Regions from separate parts of the Mus musculus genome. Here all the other regions are linked to region 1. Evidence: chromatin loops called from intact Hi-C (ENCODE). Cell type or tissue: gastrocnemius. All regions are shown on one strand. Each heading gives the region's core, and the rest is flanking DNA. Links, peaks and the distances in the headings are about the cores only.

Region 1 (7,890 bases), core at 1,100-6,099:
CTATGTTCTTCAGACTGTACTTCCATATCTACTCTTTTATCTAAGAGACAGCCCCAGCTCAGAACCACAGTGCTTAAATAACAAAAGTGGCCCTGGAAGAAAAATGGTATTTAAGGGGGTAACATTCCATTTGGGTACATTGCAGCCATTGGACCCCCTGGCCTGGGGAAAGCAGCTGGATTTGAGCCAGGGAGGCTGCCTACCCTAGGAAATGGGACCAAAGTCTTACCTACAGGGCCATTCATCCTTGGAAAGGAAGCTGGGTTAAGGCCCAGGGTCCCCGTTGGTCTTGCAAAAGGAGCTGGGTTGATACCCACAGGGCCTGCTGGAGAAGAGCCCAGGTGCCCCGCAGCTGACCTGGGGAAAGCAACTTGACCTGGGCCTAATGGACCAGCAGACCTTGGGAAGGCAGCTGGACTTGGACCCTGCAGGCCAGTGGCCCTTGGAAAGTTAGCTGGGTTGGGGCCTAGTGGCCCAGAGGCTCTTGGGAAAACTGCTTGATTTGAGCCCTGGAGGCCAGCAGACCTCTGAAAGGTGCCTGGATTTGAGGCCAATGTGCCAGAAGACTGAGAGAAGGCATTTGGGTTCAGTCCTCCTGATCCTGTCCCCCTTGGAAAGACTCCAGCATTTACCCCCATGGGGCCACCTGGTCTTGAGAAATGAGCTGAATTAGGACCCATGGGGCCAGGAGCCCTTGACATGGGAGAGGGATTTGGCCCTGGAAGGCCAAGTCCTCGAGAGCTAGGACCTGTGTTTGGACCTATGGGGCCAGGTACTCTTGTCATGGTGGGCGGGTTTGTGCCCATGTTTCCAGAAGCCTGGGAAAAAGAAACTGAATTTGTCCCTAAAAGACCTGCTGCCCTCAGGATGGGGGCAAGATCTAAGCCTTGAGGTCCAGCCATTCTTAAGTTAAGACCAGATCCTGTACCTAAGAGGCCACCTGCTCTGTTGTCCAGATTTGGGCCTGGGCCTAGGCCACCAGCTCTTGGGTTGGGCCCAAGACCTGGTCCTAAGCCACATGCTCGTGGGTTGGGACCCAGGCCTGGGCCTGGAAACATACCCGACCTAGGGGCCGGGTTTGTACCTAAAAAGCTTGATCTCAGATTTGGACTTGGTCCAGGACCCAGGCCAACTGGCCTAGGATTGGGAGGACCAGTCCCAGAGGACAAAACACCTGCCCTCATGTTGGGTCCACATCCAGGGACCATGGGGCCACCACTTCTAGGGTCAGGACTTGCTCCCAGAAGTCCGCCTGCCCTTGGGTTGGCCATAGGACCAGGTCCAGGAAGCCCTCCTAATCTGGGGTTAGACATAGGCCCTGGGCCTGGAAGAGCCCCTGTTCTAGGGTTTAAACCTGGTCCTGGTCCTGGTCCCAACAGGCCTCCTGGCCTTGGGAAGGAAACTGCACCTGTGCCAGTGGGATTCATCCCTCTTGGGAAAGAAGTCATGCCTGGGTCGCGAGCACCAGCAGCAAAGTGTGCTGGGTTTGACGCCAAAGAGCCTGATGGATTCTGAAAAGGAGCTGCATTCCTTGGAAATGGAGCCAGGTTTCCACCAAGAGAACCTGCTGCCATAAGGAAAGGATCTGAGTTCACACCCATTGGGTGGCCTGCGTTCATAACAGGCCCTCCGTCCAGCCGTCCTCGAGGTGGCAATGGAGCACGAGTCCAAGGAGTTGGTCGCTCTCTAGGGAAAATCCGGGGTTCTTTCATACTTTCTTGGGGACGTTGGTGATAATAGGCTTGGGGCGAGTTTTGAAAAGGATCTTGTTTTTGATGAGTGCTGTCACCAAGTACTGGGTGCCAGTCCCTCGACCGGGCTCATCACAGTCCTGCTTCCCAGGAGTGTGTTTGACAAGGACTGCAAAAGGTTTCTCCAGGTGGATGGTTTTCCCATACAGGATATGATGGCCCACGATCAGCACAGGGATTCCCTTTGGCAGAACAGAAGGAGATGCCTAAGGTTGAGGGCAAGGCCGTTCCTTTCAGGGGCCTTTTAAAGCTGCTCTTGCAGCAATGCTGGCACCTCCAGCCCCTGGTCTGGCTCTATCACTGTTAAAAAACCACATTGGCAATCCACCCTTGTGCCCTTTCATTCTTTGCAGCCCCACGTAAACAGCATTTCTACTTTTAGGACTCTAGCAGATTCCCAACGGCTCCATTCCTCTGCTACTCCAGAAGGTGGGGACAGCAAGCAGCTAGCTCTACAGACTGGCTAACCTGGAGCAACAAACCCGAGGACAGTCCTCACGCTGGGTCCTGGGAGCACCACCTTGGTGGAGCTTGCTTTACTGAGGCATAAGGCAGGGAAAGAAAAGCCCCCTCACCTCAGTGGTGTAATGTAGGTCTCCCAGGAGGTTTCCAGCTAATCCGGTGCTGTAGCGAGCCTCGATCTCCCCCTGTAGCTCCATCAGCACCCATTCTGCCAGGCCTTCAGCCCCCGTACTGAAAGTAAAGGGCTGGCGGTTACAATATTTTTGAGCGGTGAAGGATGAGTAGTGTCCTACACCTACACCACCATTAGAAGCCCAAAGGAACTCTGTTGAATACAAGTTCTCGGGAAACTGGGCAGTACTGAGAACTGAAATATAGATTGTAATGCAAGAATGTATAGAAGATGTACCTGAGGACCCTAATTCCTTCAGAAGAATGTAAAACCAGTATAGCCCTTAACACTCAAGCTAAGTAAAATCTTAAAATGTACTCACCTGGAAATAACAATTTGCACCATGAGCCTTCCTTCTTTAAAAATGCAACTGAAAAACTAGAGGGGGGGAAAAAAACCTTTTAGGATAGCAATAATTATAAATAATTATATTTATCACTTAATTGTATGATAGGCACTTTCCCCACTTTCAGACAGGTCTCTAGTGCACGCTACCCTTGAACTCCCTATGGCTGAGGCTGACCTTTAACTTCGGATTCTCCTGCCAGTCTCACAAATGCTAGGTCAGCATTCTGCCAACTGAGTTTTACACTTCCAGCCCAATGTGTGGCAGGAACTTAGAATTCTAAGTGCTTTTAAACATGTTACTCTATTGCTCTAGCAATGTCAAAAGGGTTAGGCTTTCTTGCTGTTTCTGAACATATAGATTACAGTTGTTAATGACAATCATTGGACTGGTGATCCACTCAGGTGTATTACAACAAATGGTAAGGCAATTTTTTTTTTTTTTTTTGAGACAGGGTTTCTTTCACTATGTAACTCTGGTGATCCTGAAACTGTGTAGACCAGACTAACCTTGACTCATAGAGATCCATCTGCCTCCCCAGTTGTGTGTTTAAAGGATTGTGCCACGTGCCTAGTAGTAAGCTGATTTCTAATGTAACTCAGCTACAGACTACCTTTCACTTAGCTGAGGGAGGGAGTTCCTGTATCTTCACATTATACAACAGCGCCACCAGGTGGCAATTTGGAGCACCCTAAAAGCCTGCTGCTAGCTGGCTTCATTTTCCCTTGTACCTGCCATTAACAGAGATTGAATTGGGGAATCAAAGCTACAGTGTTTGGTTGTCTCTTGAATGAGACAATATATAGTGTTACCAGTCATGGTACAAAAAGCCAACAGATTTTATAATTGTACTCAAAACGCAGAAAAAATATTAATCAGGATTTTTTTTCTGGCCTGGGGCTTGGTATAGCATATTCTTAACCTCAGCTTCTAGAGAGCTAGGTCGACAAGGGGCAGCTGCCATTTGAGGGGTTTCTTTACTGGTTCTTGTCGCTTTGGACCTCCAGTAGGCTTATATCATGACAGAACCTCTTTCCAGAGCACCAAACACACTGGGTCAGCAGTTAACATATTTTAAATGTTTACTATGGACTACATGCTATGCACATGTGTACATGGTATCTCAACCAACACAGCAACTCTAATGATAACCATTTATTCCTATTTTGCATTTGAGGCTACTGGGTCATATACAAATAAAAATCATGTATTCATATGTGGTACACACTCAACTAGAGTATAGAGAGCAAAGACAAGAAACTAGCCCATCTAGTTACTTAAAAGTCACTACTTAATTTTCCCTTCCTAAAGGACAGAACCAGGTATCAGCAAGAATGAAGAGGAATCAGGAGAGCGTGCAGCCAGGAACATGTGTAAGTGCTGTTCACATCAGCACAAGGGCACCAACACTAGATCTGTGAGCTAGTGAGTCTCTGTACCCAAAGAGGCTGTGGCCCTACCGAGAAAAGGCAAAGATCTTTGTGCTTATAAGACCCTTTGCAGAACTTAACTTTTGAGACCAGGTCCATCTTTGAATTTCCAATCCCTCTGTTTTAATCTCATACACTGGATCAAAAGCACTGAGTCCTGCTGCCAGAGCATCTCCAAAGTGAATCAATCCAAATTCAAAAGGCTGAGTTCCGGTTCCAGCTTGTAAGGTGGAAAGCTACTGTATGATCACGCTCAGGTCACTAAATGACTAGGTCGCTGACACCTAGATGATGACTCACTAGTGTGATGACTAAATATAACTCATGCAAGACTTTAGACTCCTATTGAGAATAGCTAATATTTTAGATTGGGAAGTAAGCAATTCAGCATTTGACAGTCTAACTTTGATTATAATTCATAAAGATTGTAAAAGGCCAAGGCTGCACAGACCAAGTTCTTTCAAATAAGCTTTTGTTGACTGATACTGTGTATGATGTGTAAGCTGCAAAAAAAAAGTGGCCTAAAAAAAGCAATAAAGAATTCACATCTGTGAACATCATATTCTAAACATGGGGAAGAAGATAATACTCTACGTCCTGGATCCAGGAAGATGGCTCAGACATGCGAGTATGAACACCTGAGCTCCACTCTCCAGTGCCCATGAAGACACTAAACATACAGCACTAGCATCTGCAACCGCAGTGGCTTTCTGAGACAGGAGGCAAAGGAAAACTCCAAAGCCTGAAGGGTTGCAGTGGAACCAAGACTTTGTGTCTCAGGCAGAAGACAAGACTGATACTTACTGACCTCTACACATGCACATATGCTACACACACATACCAAAATACGCTTCCTGAAAATTTCAATTTTCCTGTGCTTTTTATCCACAGGAAATAGACAGTATGGCTGCCAAATTTTCTCAGTGAATTCTCTGCTTCCTGGACAGACTATCAGAATAAGAATTCACAATGAACTAAGAAAAGCAGACACCTGACCTCTGATTTGGGGTAGCACTTGCAAACCTACCCATGCAGGTTCAACTGAAAACATACATCTTTATATACAGCTGCAGGAAGCCTTGCCTGAGTTATTTCTATTGATCCTGGCAAACACCTAGCAATGCCTTGGAAACAGTAACTGTGTGGCTTACAGCCTGGCCATTCTGTTGCTGTACCCCATCAACCCTGTAAAATGTTTTATGCTAAATCAAATTAGGTGACTTACACGGATATAAAAGGAAATGTGTCAGTCTAGCTTAGAGACACCTGTATATCCATATGATTATACCTATGTGATCTCTCTGTGTGTGTGTGTGTGTGTGTGTGTGTGTGTGTGTGTGTGTGTGTATCTCAGGGCTTGAGATTTCCTGTAGCATCTATTACTCCTGTTCTTGCTCCTTGAGGTCACCAGAAAACTGTCCATGGGGCTAGCTTACATATTGATTTGAGAGCACAACCGACAGAGGTAACAGGAGTATGACCACGTGTCCCAATTAGCATACATTTTATTCAAAGGGTCTCAAAAGCCAGGTGTGGTGCTATGCATCTGTAATCCCTGCCCTTCAGGCTGAGGCAGGACAACTCAGGAAGACCCTGTCTCCAACAACAAAGGTGGGTGTGAGGGAAACTTAAAAAGAGGTGAAGCCTCGTACAAGCAGAACACCTACAATCTGAGAACATGTTTCCAAGTAGAAAAAAAATTTAAACATAATATTAGGCTGCTAGTATCAAATGTCAAGATTTCTCAGTTTTCGGGCTATTCATCTGCTAAATCAATGCAAAGATTCCAATATCTGAAGCACTTGTGTGAATTTCCAATGCTGTTTAAGAAGCCAAATTCTGGTAATAGTAACAAATAACAAAAATGTTACAATGAAAATTCTGTGTGGCATCAATTTCTGAGTCTTCAGTCTCACTTCATGCTAACACTAAGAATCGACCAGTTTCTAGGACTAAGATTTGCCTTGATTAGAAAGCAGCACAGTGTTACCAATACCAAAAGATTTCATCTCCATACTCTTTGGACTGCTTACTGGATTATCTCATCCCATCCTGACAACCAGCTCAAGTTAGGCATGGTTATCAAACTCCCTTTCAGGTAACAAGGCTTAGAAAAGCTGAAGGCTAAGCAATTGGTCGCATAGCTAATTAATAACCAGTAAAGCAGGATGTGACTTTAGCCATTCCACTGTGTGGTCTGCACACCAGCCCTCCTCATACACAACTTCTGAGATCCATCTACCTTGCAATTGCCCTCATTCTCCTGCAAATCTGAAAGAAGCCTTGTCCCTTGCAATGAAAGCAGCTAAAATCCAAGCTGATACATCAAAGTAGCTGATAAACTATTACCTTATCCATGTTTAGGCTTTAAAAGTCAAATTCAATGCCACCTTCAAGATTCAAAATTATACCCTAAACCCTCTCTCTACCCCTCATCAAGGAAAAAAAGAAGTCATGAAGACTGAGGACTTTTTTGCCGTGGGTTCACTTTAATCTCTGACCAAACCCAATTCTCATCCTCTGCTCTCTAAATCATTACATATTAAAGGATTACTAATGTCTTAGAGAACAGCCTGATCAGTGACCCTCATAATGGTAACTTCCCAAAATAAAATGTGGTGTAAGTATGGTATGTACCCAACCATACAAACAGAAAAACAAAGGACTGTGATTCAATGATTTAAATCTAATGACACAAAATCTTCTATGACTAAATCATGTTTTATAAATGTCCATTTTATTAGCCTGGTCTACAGACTGAATTCCAGGACTGCCAGGGATATACAGAGAAACCTGGTCTCAAAGGAAAAAAAATCCATTACAATGTATCTAAACACTTTGTGTGGTCTGCTAAAGATTAAACCAGTGAACAAGATAGACACTATCTCTACCTGTATTTTTGAATTTTGTCTGTTTTAAAGGGAATATGTTCTAATTCTTCAAAACTATACTTTAAAATTTTTCTTTAAAAAATTAGGATAAAGTGGCTTAACCATTTCATAGTAAAAAAAGTTAGCTGTTTCCTAGAATATGTCAAGTAGAACATCACTACCACCAAATTGGTAACTACTGTGAATGTTTACAATGGACAAAATAGGCTATAAAAACAGTAGGTCATCAAAGTCAACTTTATACAACTGGAGAACAATTCAAAGGCTTTAGGCAGGGTTTACTGAGATGCTTCAGGGCTTAAACTCTGGAAAGTCATTTCTCTAAATATGACAACTATTTCTCTATGTGCCTTTCTAGCAAACAACCAACCTTGTGAGTTTTATATATGACTGAATACAAATCATTTTTATTACCAGTGTCATGGTGGTTGTGTGACTGAAGGGGATGTTTGACCCAGTTTTCTAAGGAGAACTTGTCTCTTAATAGAGTTGTTACTAAGTCTAAACTACTTTAAATGAGACACTTGCTCCCCTCCAAAAAGGGGCTGTGGAGGGAAGGTAGAACTGAATGCTTCCGAACTTTTCATTAGTGAAGAATGTTTTCAAAACGTGTTTAGAGACTATGCATCCACGTGGTACGTTCCCATCACGTGGCAGGATTCCTCCACTGGAGGGAATCAATTACTGTTATTTGTAGACAATGGGTAGAAAAGATGGCTTCGGTTGATTTGAGTTACTCCGGTTTTCTCCATCTTCTGCTACTCTGCCACCCCATCTCAACCTTCCCTCCTCTTCCTGCCCTCACAACCTCCTCCTCCCAACCCTTTCTGGCCGCGCG
Region 2 (7,890 bases), core at 1,734-6,733, 190 kb before region 1:
GGCCTGTATCATTAGGTCAGCTTAGTTTTTCTCTCAAAAATAATTATTGGAGAGACTGGGTGTGGTGGTGCATGCCTTTAATCCCACCGCTTAGGAGGCAGAGGCAGGTGGATCTTTTGTGAGTAAGACTGTGGCTCAGTGGTGGGGGGCTTGCCTAGAACTCACAAGGCCCTGGGTTCACTTACCAACACTTAAAGGAGAGAGTAGGGGGAACATTGCACATGTACCTGCCCCCTCTGTGTGGAGTGTGTGGTGTATGTGTGAGATCAAACATGGTCCTTGCACATATTAAATACATGATGTACCACTGAGCTACATCTCCAGCACAAAAATGAAAAACAGTGTCTTCAAACCGTATGTTGCATTGATGCTCAGTTTATCCTTTCCCCTTTGATTATCAGCCCTGTACAGATGTGAAGACACAGCTAAGGTGTCGGGCCCAGGCCCCAGCATGGCTCCGCCGTCTATGTGGGCAGCTGCTCTCTGAGAGGTTGATGAGACCCAACGGCGTTCAGGCAGTAGTGCGGGGCATTCTGGAAGGAGCAGGTGGTAAGAAGTAACATGTTTCTGTTACTTTGGTATCGGTTTCCCTTTGGGTTAGAGTCAGAGGTAAATTGCTGCCCTTTGCCTTGAAATTTCACTGAAAGCTGGCGGTAGAGCTCAGCCTAGCCCTCTTACCTGGCATCTCTGAGGCCCTGCATTCTCAAAGGCATGCAGATGGCGGCTGCTCTAAGAATACGATGTTTCCAAGTCAGCTGTGTTGGCACATGCTCTGATCTCCCAACTCAGGGCTCTTGAGAGTTAGAGGTTAAACTGGGCTACATTCTACTAATGAGAAACAGTCTCAAAACAAAACAACATGGAACAAGGAAAAGGATCAGAAGAGATGGCTTAGTGGTTAAAAGCACTGGCTGTTCTTGTCCAGAACCTGGGTTCAGTTCCCAACACCCTCATGGTGGGGGTTCAAACCGTCTGTAACTCCAGTTCCAGAGGATCGTCTAGCCTTATCGGTGCATGTACATCATGCAAGCTAAACAATTATACAAATGATAGAAAATAAATAAATCTGTGAAAAATGAACTTCAGTTCATATTTCCTTCTGCCTAAACTTAAAAAAAAATGCTTCTTAGGGCTACTAGCAATGAATCCTTCTTTTCTCTATGTAACCCTAGATGGAACTCTTTATGTAGACCAGGCTGGTCTTAGTTTTGTGACATGTCTCACCACACCTGGCTTTTTTCCCCCTTTAGAGACAGCTTCCCAAGCACTGGGATTGGAGGCATGCACCACCACACCCAGCTCAGAGTTTTATTTTTTTTTCGGGGGAAATTTTTTTGGTGGGAGGTAGAAGAGATTAAGAGAGGGTATGGGGAGGACTTTGATAAAACAACATCTTATATATTTATGAAATTAAAATAGAATAAATAAAATATAAAAAATAGTGTTTCTAGCAGAGAAAAAGAAACATTTCTTATTCCAAATTTTAAGGCCACTCCATCACTTAGCACTTTTGTGAGGACTGTTGTGAGCCTTTGATGTCTCTTTCCATGTGACAGCGGGCGCGGCTGGTGGGAGCGATGCTGAGGCCACAGCTGCCGACTGGAGGAAGTGTGACTTGATTGCAAAGATCCTGGCCTCTTGTCCCCAGCAGTCCCTTTCCCCAGAGAGCTACTACAAGGACATCTGCCCGCAGGTAAGTCATCTTGTTACTGCTGATCCATCAAGTGTGTCTGCTCATTCACACACAGGGCAGCGAATGCTCCGAGACTGAAGCACAAGCAGTGTAGTTTTTCATTTCACTATTTAGTGGGCAGCCGTAGGCTAAGACTGGCTCAGAATTTGATGCACTACAGCCCAGATTGGGAGTGATGCTCCTGCTGTAGCGTCCCTAGTGCTGGGGTTACTAGTGGAAGGCGCTGTGCCTGGTGGGGCCAAACACCAGTCCTGCCACTTCCTCCTGCGTGCACGTGCATGTATATGCCCACACCATCCTGTGTCCTGGAGCTAAGGGTATTTGCTGGTCAGTTGTCAACATGACACAAACTAGAGTGACTTGAGAAGAAGAAGCCTCAGCTGAGGAACTGTCTCTCTCAGCCTGGCCTGTGTGCATCTGTGGGGCATTTTCTTACTAATGATTATTGTGGAAGGCCCAGCTCACTGTGGGCAGTGCCACCCGTGGTCATCAGCTGTATAAGAAGGCAAGCTGACAAGCCAGTCAGTAGCATTCCTCCTTCCTCCCTGATTTCTGTTTCAGTTCCTCCCTTGGCTTCCCATGAGGAAGGACTGTATAACCTGGAAACTATAATAAACCCTTTCCTTCCACAAGGTGCTCTTGGTCAGAGTGGCCTACCACTGTAACAGAAACCAAACTAGAACAAGGCAGTTGGGAGCTTCCTGGTGTGGGTGCTCTGGTCCTCTGCAAGAGCAGTCAGTGCTCTTGACTGCTGAGCCAGCTCTCCAGCCCCACGTCCTTCTTAATAATAAACACCTGTGGACGAATACAGCCTGATTGTTAGGTTTGAGAATGGCAGTGACTCACACTCCCAGAGTTGAGGACGTCAGGGCAGGTAGATCTCTTGAGTTTGGACTGTACTGTTGGGGGAAAAGCCTCATCAAAATTTCATCTGGTTGTCTCTTTTTTCCATGTTTTTAATTTTTAAATTAAAATGAGCTAAGTGTTAAATGAGTTAAGTTAACTTGGTAACAATTTAAAAAGAAAAAAAACTATACTGGAGGGTTGGTTGACTTAAGGGTGATTGCTACTCTTTTAGAGGTCTCAAGTTTGGTTGCCAGCACCCATCTTAGGCAACTCACATAACCCTGTAGCTCTCGTTCCAGAGAATCTGACATTCTCTGCTAGCCCCCAAGGGCATGCACGCACACACACACACACACACACACACACACACACACACTAAAAATAAATCTTGGCCAGGGATGCTGGCACACACTTATAATCCAAGCACTTGGGAGGAAGAGACAGATGGGTCTTTGAGTTTAAGTGGTATACATATATGTGAATCTCTGATCCTGGTAATCATAACAAGTTTCAGGCCAGGCAGAGTTATACAGTAAGACCCTGTCTCAAACTACCAGCTGCCTACGTCCCCCAAAGCAAAAAACAAAACTGCAAATTGCCACCATTAACCACCACCAATAGCTTGTATCCTTTGATGTTTGGTTGTTAAAACAGTTCTGTCAACTCAGTATTCAGTAGTCTCTCAGTGACTTTATAATTTTGGCTTAAATAAATGCTTTGGGAGGCTGGTGAGAAGGCGTAGCAGTTAAGAACACTGGTTGCTCTTCTATAGGACCCAGGTTTAATTTCCTGCTCCTACATAAGGACTTGCTCTCAGGAAGTCCAGTCTCAGAGCATCCATCACTCCTTCCTCGAGTCTGTGGCAAGGCATGCATATGGTGCCCATAGCACACATGCATGGGAAACACCTATAACACACATGCATGGGAAACAACCATGACACACATGCATGGGAAACACCCATGACACACATGCATGGGAAACACCCATAACACACATGCATGGGAAAAACCTATGACACACATGTATGTGAAACACCCATAACACATGCATGGGAAACACCTATGACACACATGTATGTGAAATACCCATAACACACATGCATGGGAAACACCCATACATATTTTATCGTTTATTTCTGTTGCTGTTGTTATTTTGCTTTTTTGAGACAGGGTTTCTCTGTGCAGCTCTGGCTGTCCTGGCACTCACTCTGTAGACCAGGCTGGCTTCAAACTTGCAGAGATCCCCCTGCCTCTGCTCCTGAGTGCTGGGATTAAAGGAGTATGTAACCCTGCTTGGTTCTCATACACATTTTAAAAAATTAAAAACTATCGTTTCCCCTTTTATTTACTGTTACTTTTTGTTGTAGATTCTGGACTTATTCCACCTTCAAGATAAATTGACAGCACGGCAGTTTCAGAGAGTGGCCACTACCACCTTCATAACTCTGTCCAGGGAGCGCCCAGAACTGGCAGCAAAGTATTTGCTTCAGCCCATGTTAGCACCTCTGCAGCGCTGTTTGAGCACAGCAGGTAAGGGAGCGAGCTGCAGTGTGCCTCCTTACCGTGCAGACTTAAAGGATTAAGTCTGGGGTCTTTCTATCCTCAGTTTTCCTTCTCCCTCCTAGCTTTATACTTGGAAAACTACTTCCCCCAAGTTCCAAGAGGAGAGCACTGAGTCCCTCGGACACACTTCCCCAGTTACCAACTGTTCCCATTTTGGTCCCGTTTGCTTCTCTCTGCACACATGAATGTAGTTTTTTCTGGAACGCTGAGAGTTGATTGTAGACGTGATGACACATCACTCCTAAATCCTTCAGCATAAATCCTCAAAGAAAGATGCCAGCTTCTGTCTTTTAAAAAAAACTTTAAAAACAACCGTCCAAATTTCAAAAAGAACCAGCCAGATAGCTCAGTGGGAAAGGTGCCTGCTGCCAAGCCTGAGGACTTGAGTTCAGTCCCCAGGACCCAGCTGGTAGAAGGCAAGAAGGAACTTCTGCAGGTTGTCCTCTGACCTCCTCACGTGGCTCGTGGCAGGCAGGTGAGCAGGTGCACAGGGGTGCACATACAAATGAGTCAATGTCGTTTTAACAGTTAGAGAAAGTCCATAGCATTTTGCCTGCATGTATGTCTGTGCACCACATGCATGCAGTGCCTGAGAAGGCCAGAAGAGGGCATCAGATCCCAGGAATTGGCATTAGGAATGGTTGGTAGCCACCAAGTGATTGTTGGAACAACCTTGGTTCTCTGCGAAAGCAGCAAGTTCTCTTTTCCACTGAGCCTTATCTCTAGCCCTAATTTTAGATTTTGGTGACAAAGTTATGCTATAGAGCAACAGAGCACAGAATGGCTTTGCGCTGAAGACAAAAGTGCTCTGTCTTAGAACTCATTTTTCCTGAACAAGAGTAACATCAGTAGCGTCAGAGGTTCTGTGAATATCACATGTAAGTGGCATGTCATACAGTGGTGACACTCATCTTCTGGTTCTACCTGCACTATATTACTAATAAAACCTTGCTTTATTAGTGTCTTCTATTCAGAAAAGTAATGAGTGGGGTTAATTTTATTTATTTTCCAAGAGATTCCAGAGAGTGACATGGTGCCAGGAGCTATTTTGGTGACTGAAGAGGAACTTAGTCGGTGTGTTGAAGATGTGTTTAAGGTTAGTAATTCAGGTCGCTGATGCTGCTAGTTAATGTTCATACTTGACGGCCTTTTGTTTTTGGAGGCTCTGGACTTTGAACACAGGCCTTCTGCTGGCAAGCACTGTACCACTGAACTGTGTCTGTAGCTTTGCCTCATAACCAGTACTTCCAGGATTTGAATGAATAGGGGCTAGATGGCTCAGCGGGTGAGAGCACAGAGGACCTGGGTCCGTTCTCAGCACCCACATCAGGTGCCTCTCAACTGCCTCCCTCCAGTCCCGGGGGATCTCATGCCTCTGGGCTACTCAGGCACCTGTACCTGCACACACCCACATATGCAGGTGTGCACACAAATACACATAATTAAAGAAGGAAAGAAGATAGTGGGTCTGACTAGCTGGCCCTGGAGGTAGACGCCTGTAATCCCTATGCTCAGGAGGATCATTGTAAAGCCAAAGCCAGCCTGTTTGCTATAGTGAGTTCTAGCTTCTAGGGCTTCACAGTGAGTACTGGCTGTCACCATCTCCTTTCCCTTCCCTACTGCTATGTCTCTATGTATTTTATTTATTTTAAAAAGATAACATGTTATGCTTCATCAGTGGACAGAGGTTTGGTTAGCTTATGAATGGCAACATTTAGCCACTTATTTCTGTAAAACGGAAAGGAAGGAGGAAGCTGTTGTCACTGGAAGCTGAGACTGTGGTAACCACCATATACTGCTCGTTTTTGTACCTTTTTACTGCTAACGTCTGTTGCATGATATACCACATTTCTGCTTGTTAGTTGGTACACATTTGGATGTATAGTACATTTTTTCTTTTAACAGCTTTACTGACATATGCATACAGTTTGTACATTCAGAAATATAAGTAGCAGTCAATGGCATTAAACTCAGATTTGTACACGCGTCACCATCATTAATATTAGAGCATTTCATTGCCTCAGAGAAACTCCCGGAACTGCTTAGCTCTCACTCCTGAATCCCTGCATCACCACTTCCCAGTCCTCTGGGCCTGGAGAGGGAACTGTTTGCCTGTATTCTGCCTCTAGATCCACCTGTTCTAGACATTGCCTGTAAATCATGGTGAACAGTCTGATCTTTGTGACTGGCTTTTTTCATTTGGTATGTTTTAGTGCCATTCTATATCATATCATAGCATGGATCTTTCTGACTACCGAATAATTCTTGATTGTATGAGTAGGCTGCATTTTTGCTTAGCCACTCCTCAGCTTTTATGACTAGTGCTGCTTTGGACAGTTCATGTACACATTTCCGTATGTGCTGTGGTTAGGCTGTGGTTTGAGAGGATCCCCCAGGGTTTCCTGTGGTGGAAGCTTTCTCTTTAGTGTGGCAATATTTGGGAGGTGTTATGGAATCCTTAAGAGATTGTGCCTAGAGCCAGGCAGTGGTGGCACACGCCTTTAATCCTAGCACTTGGGAGGCAGAGGCAGGTAGATCTCAGAGTTTGAGGCCAGCCTGGTTTACAGAGTGAGTTCCAGGACAGCCAGGGCTGCACAAAGAAACCCTGTCTCGAAAAACCTAAAAAAAAGAGATTGTGCCTAAGTGTGAGTGGTGGCACATGATTATACCCTGGCATTTGGGAAGCTGACGCAGGAGGATTAGAAGTTCCAAGTCATCCTCAGCTGTGTAGTGAGTTAGAGGCCAGCCCGGGTACATGGGACCCTATTTTAAGAGATAGAGAGGGAGGGAACACATGCACACACACACACACACATATATATATATACATAGACATATACACACACACTCACACATATACACACACACTCACACACGCACACACACGAAAGAGAGAGAGAGAGAGAAAGAGAAAGCTTGAATGTAATGAAAGGCAGATGGGTAAACTGAGGCACAGAGAGAGAGAGAAAGAGAGAGAAAGCTTGAATGTAATGAAAGGCAGATGGGTAAACTGAGGCACCGCTCTCAGAAGGTATTGATGGAGTTCTATGGAACCCTGGCTAGCTCTTAGAGAGGGTTGTTAGGAAAGAATAGGCTGTGCCCTCCCTGGTGATCTCCCAGTCACATGTCCTCTGTTGTTCCACTGTGTGCCTTACCCCATGGAGCTCTGCCCCCCTCTCCTCGGGGCCAGCACAATGCTGTTGGGACCTTCAGTTTCCAAAAGTGATTGCTCAGAACAAAACAAGACCAGAGAGAGGGCTCAGCCGTTAAGAGCACTGCCTGCTCTTCCAAGGGACGTGGCTTTGATTTCCAGCATCCACATGGTGGTTCATGACCATCTGTAACTCTATTTCAGTGGATCTCAACCTACCAGTCACAGTCCCTTTGGGGTTGAACTACCCTTCCACAGGGTCACCTAAGACCCTTGGAAAATACAGGTACTTACATTATGTTTCATAACAGTGGAAAAATTATAGTTATGAAGTAGCAACAAAAATAATTTTATGCTTGGGAGTCACACAGCATAGGAACTGTATGAAAGGGTGAAGGCATCAGGGAGTCAGACTGCTCTAATGCCAGGAAAGCCAGTGCCTTCTCTGGGTTACCTCAGGCACCAGGCGTGTACATGGTACACAGATAACAAAATGCAAGCAAAACATGCATACACGTAAAATAATCTTTTTAAAAGTTAAAAAAATCCAAACAAAACCTCCAAACTCCTGGGCTGAATGTTACAGTTCATGCCTATGACCCAGCATTTGGGAGGCAGAGTCTGAGTTTGAGAGT
Region 3 (7,890 bases), core at 1,885-6,884, 200 kb before region 1:
ACTGCCTCTGCCTCCCCAGTGCTGGGATTAAAGGCAAGCATGACCATTCACACCTCCTGCCCCTTTCTTTCTTTAGACAGGGTATCACTGTATAGTTAAGGTTTGTCCTGGAACTCACACCTCAAATCAGGTGGTTATATTAGAGGGATGTCCATGGACCTAGAACTCAGTTCTGCCTGATCTCCTTGTCAGACTAAGGCAGATTATTCAGAATAGAACTTCTGATGGCATCTGGAAACGTAGAAGGGTGTAAGAAAATAGGATCCTAATTATAAGCACAGCATGTCTGGGTGCGTGTAGAATTATCAAGGTAAAGGCAACGTGTGTGATTACAAGGTGAACACTCTCGGTCTTAAATGTCGACCCCCAAACTACAGCTGCAAACATTACAGAGTACTTAGTGGGACGTGAAAAGCAATTAGTAGTAGATGATTGCCTACTAAGCGCCAGTCCCTATAGTCCATTTACTTGTAGATCATTTAGTCCTCACAGCAGTCTCCTAAGTATTAATAGGCATTAATTTTTGCAGAGGAACATACATGTACATTGGAAATTGCCCAAAGTAAATCAAGTTCGTGACAAACCTCAGTTCCTTCACTAAAAGCTTGCAAAATATACTCTCTTGCCCCAATTAAGAGTCAACGGCAGGATACGTATTTTATTTATTTATGTTTGAATGCCTATTTCTGTGAGTGTATGTATGCTGTGTGCATGCAGTAGCCCACAGAGGCCAAAAGAGGGTGTCAGTTTATCTGGAACTGGAGTTACAGGCAGTTGTATCACATGGGTGCTAAGACCCAAACCCCAGTGCAGAAAGTGGTCTTGCCCAATGAACCATCCTTCCGGCTTCCACATTAAAAGGAAAAAGAAAAAAAGATTATTTTATTTTTTTAATAATATGTATGTGTGGGTATGTATGTGTGAGTGAAGTTATCCAGAGAAACCAGAAGTGTCAGATCTCCCTGGAGCTGGAGTTATGGGCAGTTGAGGCATCTGACATGGGTACTGGGAACTGAGCTTGTACCTTCTGTCTTTTAACTTACTAATGGAGAGATCCCTTGTTCAGCATTTGGCAGTCGTAGCTATTGGGTTGGTTTAGTTTTGATTTGTTTTTTCCCCCAGTTTTGAGATAGGGTCTCATGTACCCCACATAATGAAGGGTAATCTTGAATTTCTGTACCATATAATGAACTTAAATTTCTGATTCTTTTACCTCAGTCACCTGAATGCTGGGATTACAGGCCTGCAGTGTCACACTGGTTTATGTAGTACTGGGGCATCAAACCGAGGGCATCTTGCCTGCTGGGCAATTAGTCTACCAGCTGAACTACATCCACACCACTGTTTCCAAACACTCTTGTTTGGAAGGGGAAAAAAAATAGTATGCTAAAATTCTTCGTTTTTAAAGAAGGTTTATGCTATATTTATTTATGTGTATGCGTGTGGGTGCCCATGGAGACCAGAAGAGGGCACTAAATCCTTTGGAAATGGAGTTATATGAGGTTGTGAACCCTTTTATGTGGGCGCTGGGAACTAGATTCTGGTTCTGTGAGAGGGCGCTAAGTGCTCTCTGCTGCTGAGCCATCTCTCCAGCCCCCTAAATTATTCTATGTTGTGTATGTAGACTATTGTGTACTGCATGGATCTGGATGTGGCTTTTTTGTTCTTTTCTGTCTTTTTTCTTTTCATTTTTCTTTTTTTTTTTTGGTATGACTTTTTAAAGAGAACGTTTCATGTTATAGCCCAGGCTGCCCTGGAACTCTCTGTGTAGTGCAGGCTGGACTCAAACTAATGGCAATAACTGCCTCAGTCTCCTGAGTAACTCGGTTACAGGTGTCAGTCTCCTGCGTAACGGGGTTACAGGTGTGCACCACCAAGCTGGCTGTTTCGTTCTTTTGTTTTGGTGTTGGGGATCAAACACCAGGTCTGTGCTTGCATATGCTGTATCAGGTTTAGTTTACTCCTGCAGTGTGTGTGTGTGTGTGTGTGTGTGTGTGTGTGTGTGTGTGTGTGTGTTTGGGATAGGGTGTAGCTCTGTGCCCTTGACACCTGCTTTATAGAACAGGCTAGCCTCAGATTTTGGGGATTTGCTTGCCTCTACCTCCCAAGTTCTCAAGTTTGAGTGCCTGTACTGGTCATCTGGATCTTTTTTGGTGAGGGTAGACCCCCTCTATCCCCGGGTTTGGGTCAGGGTCTTACTCTTTAGCTAAAGCTAGTCTAGAATTTACTGTGGAGACTAGGCTGGCCTTGCAGCAGTCTTTGTGCCTCATTGTCCTGAGTGCTGCGTTAACAGATGTCACCACTATGACTTCCTGTAGTAACATTTTAAAGGAGAAATAACTGGTAAAGTGCGGCATTGCTTTATATGTTTAATATATGTTTAATCTCTTTTTTGTGTGTGATGCTGCAGATCAAACTGACATATGTACCTGTGTACATCCCCAGCCCTGGCTCACAGTTACTGTACTAGTCAGTCAGTCAGTCAGTCAGTCAGTCAGTCTATTTATCTGTCAACTTGACACGACCTAGGGTCATTCGCTAAGAGGGACTCTCAGTTGAGAAAATGCCTCCATCAGATTGGCCTGTAGTCGAGTCAGCGGTGCATTTTCTTCTTTATGATTGATGTGGGAACGCCCAACACACTGTGGGCAGTGCCTGGGCAGGTGGTCCAGGGTTGTATAAAAAGGAAGGGAAGCAGCCATGGGTCACAAGCCAGGAAGCAGCATTTCTCGTGGTCTCTGCTTCAGGTCCTGCCACAGCATCCCTAGATGCCGTAAGCCAGAGAAACCCTGTCCTCCCCAAGCTGCTTTTGGTCTTGGTGTTTGTCAAAGCAGTCGGTGCAAACTAGCGCGGTTATTGGGGAATTGTTTTCTCCTTGCAGACTTCTTGACATGGGTCCTTCATGCCACATTTTGAGAACTGCTACTTTAGCTTCAGTGTTGGCGTATTTATTGTTTTATTGTGGTCTAATCCCTCTACCAGCAGGTAGGAGAGCGAGGAGGTTAGAGGGGAGGGGTGTAAACCTTTATAGGCTGCTTCCTGCTGGTTAGGGCTGTTGGGTTCCTTGGGCAAGTCCGGTCTTCAGTGTCATATCTCTAATTTCTGTCAAACTGCAACAGTATCTAGGAAAAGTGAGGGTGGGGGAGGGGAGCAGCAGCCACCTTCTTCTTCACCTCCCACCAGTCCTGGGGCTCTGGTATTTATACTTTCTCCAGAATCCCCAGAACTAAACCATCTGCAGCTGACAAAGATCATGCCCCCTCCTAGAGCATTGAGACAGTCACAATTAACGGCTGTAGACAAACTGAAGCAGTCCCATATCCCACACCAGGGATTAAACAAAAAAATATATTCATATAACATAACCGAAATCAAAATTCTCAGAACTCACCAGACATGGTGCCTCTAATCCCAGCACTCAGGAAGCAGAGACCAGTCTGGACTTGAAACAGCAAGACCGTGTTTCAAAGCTAAGCTGGTGCTGGGGGGACGGATGTGGGGTTTGCTGCTGAAGAAAAAGAGGAGCCAAGCCAGGTGGCCCATGCCTTTAATTTCAGCACTCTGGTGGTAGATGGGGGTGGATCTCTGTGAGTTCAAGGCCAGTCTGGTGCTCAGAGCAGTTCCAGGGCAGCCAGGGCTACACAGAGAAACCCTGTCTCAAAACAAACAAACAAACAAACAAACAAACAAACAAAAACCAAAATAAACAAAAACAAAAAACCAAAGAACCCACCAAAACAAAAACAAACACCCCAACCCCCATCAACCAAACAAACCCCTCCCCAAAAAAAGGGAAGGAAAAAAAGAAGCGAACATTTTGAGGTATTTTATTTCATCATATGGCCAGTAGAGGGCAGTGAAGACTGCAGTATCACAGGTCTCCAGCACTGCACTAAGCTCTTGCTTTAATCACTGTCTGTTTGGCCACGGAAATGGGATAAAATCACAGGGAGTCGTGTAGAGTCGTGTGTGTGTGTGTGTGTGTGTGTGTGTGTGTGTGTGTGTGTGTGTGTTTTGTTGAAATGGGATAAAATCACAGGGAGTCGTGTAGAGTCGTGTGTGTGTGTGTGTGTGTGTGTGTGTGTGTGTGTTTTGTTGCTGTTTTTAAACTACCCCAGGATGGCCTGACACTCATCATCTCCCTGCCTCTGCTTTCCAAATGCTCTGATACACTTGATTACATCTTGTGGTTTAGAGAGAAAGAGGAAATTGAGAAAATTTCCATATGCCTGCTTCATTACCCACCTGAATCCCAGGTCTGTTATTAGTAATATGTTTTAATGTGGTGAAGAATGTTCACACATGGTCATTAACCCAAATCTATGGCTTACATTAGGTCAGTCTTCCTGGTGTACAGTTTGGGTAAATTAGATTGAAATTTTTTATTTCATTACTACTGTGTGCGGGTGTATGGTCATGTTGGCATGGGCACATACATGCCACCACCACATGCGTGTGAGGTCAGAAGACAATTTGCAGGAGTCGTTCTCCGCCACGTGGCTTCTGTGGAAGGAGCTCAGTTTGTTTTCTCCCGCTGACCCACCTTGCCAGCTATAGCTGTGTGTCTTAAGGCTTGGGTTAGAAGCAGTGTTCAGTGGCAGAACTGTTACCTAGCATGTGCCAGGCCCTGGATTCGATCCTCAGCACCTCACGAATGACTCCCCCACAAAGAGAATATTTGATCTGCCTAACAGGCTTATAGTTAGCACCTCCAGTTTTTCCCTTCTTCACTGGCTGGAGTGGGCAGTATGCTCCACACAGAAGAAAGTATCATTTGTTTTCTTTGCTTGTTTTTCCCCCCCTCTCCCTTCAAAAGGATCAGGCTCAAGTTCACTACAGAACACAAAGCACGATGTCCTGCTGCAGACTCTAAAATCTAACCTGTCTGCGTTGGAGGCCAAGTTTCTGAAGGATGCTCAGTGGAAGAAACTCAAAGCCCTAAGAGATGAACTTGCTGATAAGGCTGAATGGCCGCAGAGCTCCGAGGATATCACTTGGAGTTTCACCTCTCAAACCTTGTTGCTGCTGCTGTGTCTGAAGGAAGTCCTGGCCCGCCTCGTAGCTGATTTCAATCCTGGCAAACCTAACCCCAGGACTCCAGAAGCCGCCCCTGCCCTCAGTCCAGATACACTCAGCGTCTCCCAACAGAAGACCTTCCAGTCTGTTCTGCAGTTTGTAGTCACCTTGGGCGTCTGCCCCTACCTCATTCCTGGCGTGGGAGTCCCTCTGAGAGACAGGACTGAGTTTGGAGCTGTTGTTCAGGATGTTGTACGTCTGGAGGCTGCCCCCCATGCCACCCGGAGACTGTACATCTGCTGCAGGGTCCTTCTCGACCTGGCGCAGCATGCATCTCTGGGGAGCTTGATTTTTTGCCGCCATTTTGGGGATATTGCAGCAGGTCTGTGCCAGCTGGGATTCTGCCCAACCAAAAGAAAACCACCAGGACCTGTGGAAGAGGTAAATGTACGGCGTGGGTGGGGGTGGGTGGGGGGAATATGAATGCTGGGGTGTATTTTTGTGTCAGGTTTCGAAAGGCATTTCTTATTCTTTAGAAATGAGCTGATTGAGGGCTGGTGAGATGGCTCAGCGGTTAAGAGCACTGACTGCTCTTCCAGAGGTCCTGAGTTCAAATCTCAGCAATCACATGGTGGCTCATGACCATCTGCACAGCTACAGTGTACTCATATGCATAAAATAAATAAATAAATCTTAAAAAAAAGAAATGAGCTAATTGAAAGATATAGAATTTCTGTCTAGCTGGGCGTGGTGGCACACGCCTTTAATCCCAGCACTCGGGAGGCAGAGGCAGGTGGATCTCTGAGTTCGAGGCCAGCCTGGTCTACAAAGTGAGTTCCAGGACAGCCAGGGCTATACAGAGAAACCCTGTCTCAAAAAACCAAAAAAAAAAAAAAAAAGAGAGAGAGAATTTCTGTCTAATGCCAAGCACACCCAGAGTTGTAACCTGTAGTCTTTTGGGAGAAGGGGTATGGAGGCTCCATTCTTTGGGGGCTAGCCTTCTGCACACTTTGAGAGCTGTCATGTAACTGTTTCATCCGTCTGTATCATTCTGTGGGACAGCTATTTTAGGCTGTTTCTTGGAACTTCTATTCTCCCTGCCCCCTCGTTTGGTTTTGTTTTGTTTTATCGAGACAGGGTTTCTCTGTGTAGCTGTGGTTATCCTGGAACTCAATCTATAGACCAGGCTGGTCTTGAACTCATAGAGATCCGCCTGTCTCTGCCTCCCAAGTTCTGGGATCAAAGGTGTGCACCACCCGACTTGTTTCCGTTTTTATTTAACTTATTTTTTAATTTATGTGTATGATGTGACTCTGTGAGTGTATATGCCTATGTGTGCAGATGGCCTTGGATCCTTTAGGAACTGGAATTATAGGTTACTGGGTATGGGTGCTGGAAACCAAATTTAGGCTCTCTAGAGAAGAGCAGCAAGAGCTCTTTATAGTTATCTCTCCAGTCCTTTATAAAGTGAATATAATAATATAAGCCTTAGAAGATGGTGGACAGGATAATGATGAAGTGCTTTAAGTACCTAAACCAGTTCCCCCTAGTGCTAATTCAGAAAACTATTAGAGTCGTGCCTTCTTTCTCAGGTGGTCAATGATAAAGGGTGAGCAGCTCAGTCCCTGCTTATTGTATTGGATGTTGGGGAGGGGGTGTCTGCGCTCATACCACCTGAATGCACTGGATCTTATGTGCTAGTTGGAGGCTAAGCAAGGTTGCGCCTGGTTAATACTTGGATGGGGGGTACTGGAGGAACGAGCCTATTCCTTGCTGTCACTCAGTCAGTGCGCAGCTGAGTAGCAGTTGGTATCTGGAGCACAGAATTTGTGTGGAGGATACAGGAGCGTGAGACATTGTCCTAGTTAGCTACAGCTGACAACTTGAAGCAGCCCACTGTCATTTAAGGATGTCTCAACTCAAGGATTGCCCAGGTAAGCTTGGCCCCTGGTGACATCTGTGGGTGAGGGATTGTCTTCATTAACAGTTGATGTGGGAGGGCCCGCCCCACCCACTGTGGGTTGTACCATCCTTGGGCAGGTGGTCCCAGGCAGTATACAAAAGCTAGCGAGCAGAGACCTCTGTGGTAAACACAGTCCTCCTCTGTGGTAAACACAGTCCTCTGTGGTAAACACAGTCCTCTGTGGTATCTGCTTTAGCTCTCCTGCCCTGCCCTCCCTCAATAATGGACTGTGACCTGGAAGTGTAAGCCAAATAAACCCCTTTCTCCTCAACTTGTTTTTGGTCAGTGTTTTGTCCCAGTAACAGAAAGCAAACCAGAATAGACATATTCTTGCTCTTCATATAACTCAAGCTCACACAGTAATTGAGGAGTTAAGATTTATAAATGAGACTCCATTGTGTCTCTAATTTGTGGGCCAGGCTCAGAAGGTAGCCAGAGAAGCTGCTATTAAAATATAAATGGGTCAGGAGTCATCAGCCCTGGCTCACTCCTCCCTGTTCACTGCCCACCCTTGTTCTTACTCCTTTGTGTTCCTTAAAATAACCCTCCTCCTCCTCCTCTTCTTCCTCCTCCTCTTCCTCTTCTTCCTCCTCCTCTTCTCCCTCCTCCTCCTCCTCCTTCTTCTTCTCCTTCTTCTTCTTTTTCTTCTTCTTTTTGACAGGGTTTCTCTGTGTAGCCCTGGCTGTCCTGGAACTCACTCTGTAGACCAGGCTGGCCTCGAACTCAGAAATCCTCCTGCCTCTGCCTCCCAAGTGCTGGATTAAAGGCGCACTCTGGTCTACAGAGTGAGTGCCAGGACAGCCAGGGCTGCACAGAGAAACCCTGTCTCGAAAAACCAAAAGAAAAAAGGAAAAGGAAAAGGAAAAGGAAAAGAGTACCCAAAGTAACTTGCATCCTCTTTGAGAGTCAAG

What was found. A loop is a pair of places that touch in the nucleus more often than their neighbours do. Peaks named below come from ENCODE experiments on the same cell type or tissue, not always from the same donor. Only the 100,000 strongest peaks of a DNase experiment are listed, where the experiment ranks them.
Region 2: it touches region 1 in a loop (7-fold over the local background); 27 of 42 quality-filtered maps call a loop at or near these places.
Region 3: it touches region 1 in a loop (6-fold over the local background); 26 of 42 quality-filtered maps call a loop at or near these places.

Annotation. Positions count from the first base shown.
Region 1 is chr8:106,884,594-106,892,483 of GRCm38, forward strand. It overlaps Chtf8 (CTF8, chromosome transmission fidelity factor 8), which reads right to left. Exons shown (of 4, transcript NM_145412.4): 2 at 2,708-2,763; 3 at 2,327-2,444; 4 at 1-1,933. The coding sequence starts at 2,730. The coding sequence ends at 1,709. It overlaps Derpc (DERPC proline and glycine rich nuclear protein), which reads right to left. Exons shown (of 3, transcript NM_001378379.1): 2 at 2,708-2,763; 3 at 1-1,933. The coding sequence starts at 1,712. The coding sequence ends at 111. Among named protein-coding and RNA genes, the nearest start is that of Chtf8, 5.1 kb to the right of the region's middle. RefSeq lists an enhancer at 7,671-7,717 and cis regulatory regions at 7,682-7,688, 7,700-7,707. In gastrocnemius, for the core only: a CTCF peak has its summit at 3,414; DNase peaks (open chromatin) are centred at 1,120 and 3,399; H3K27ac peaks cover 1,611 bases.
Region 2 is chr8:106,695,048-106,702,937 of GRCm38, forward strand. Tango6 (transport and golgi organization 6) reads left to right here. Exons shown (of 18, transcript NM_173037.1): 4 at 402-549; 5 at 1,557-1,693; 6 at 3,909-4,071; 7 at 5,118-5,200. Among named protein-coding and RNA genes, the nearest start is that of Tango6, 16 kb to the left of the region's middle. In gastrocnemius, for the core only: a CTCF peak has its summit at 4,693 (motif pointing right); a DNase peak (open chromatin) is centred at 4,704; H3K27ac peaks cover 766 bases.
Region 3 is chr8:106,683,836-106,691,725 of GRCm38, forward strand. It overlaps Tango6 (transport and golgi organization 6), which reads left to right. Exons shown (of 18, transcript NM_173037.1): 2 at 4,817-5,457. Among named protein-coding and RNA genes, the nearest start is that of Tango6, 4.7 kb to the left of the region's middle. In gastrocnemius, for the core only: a CTCF peak has its summit at 3,850 (motif pointing right); a DNase peak (open chromatin) is centred at 3,509.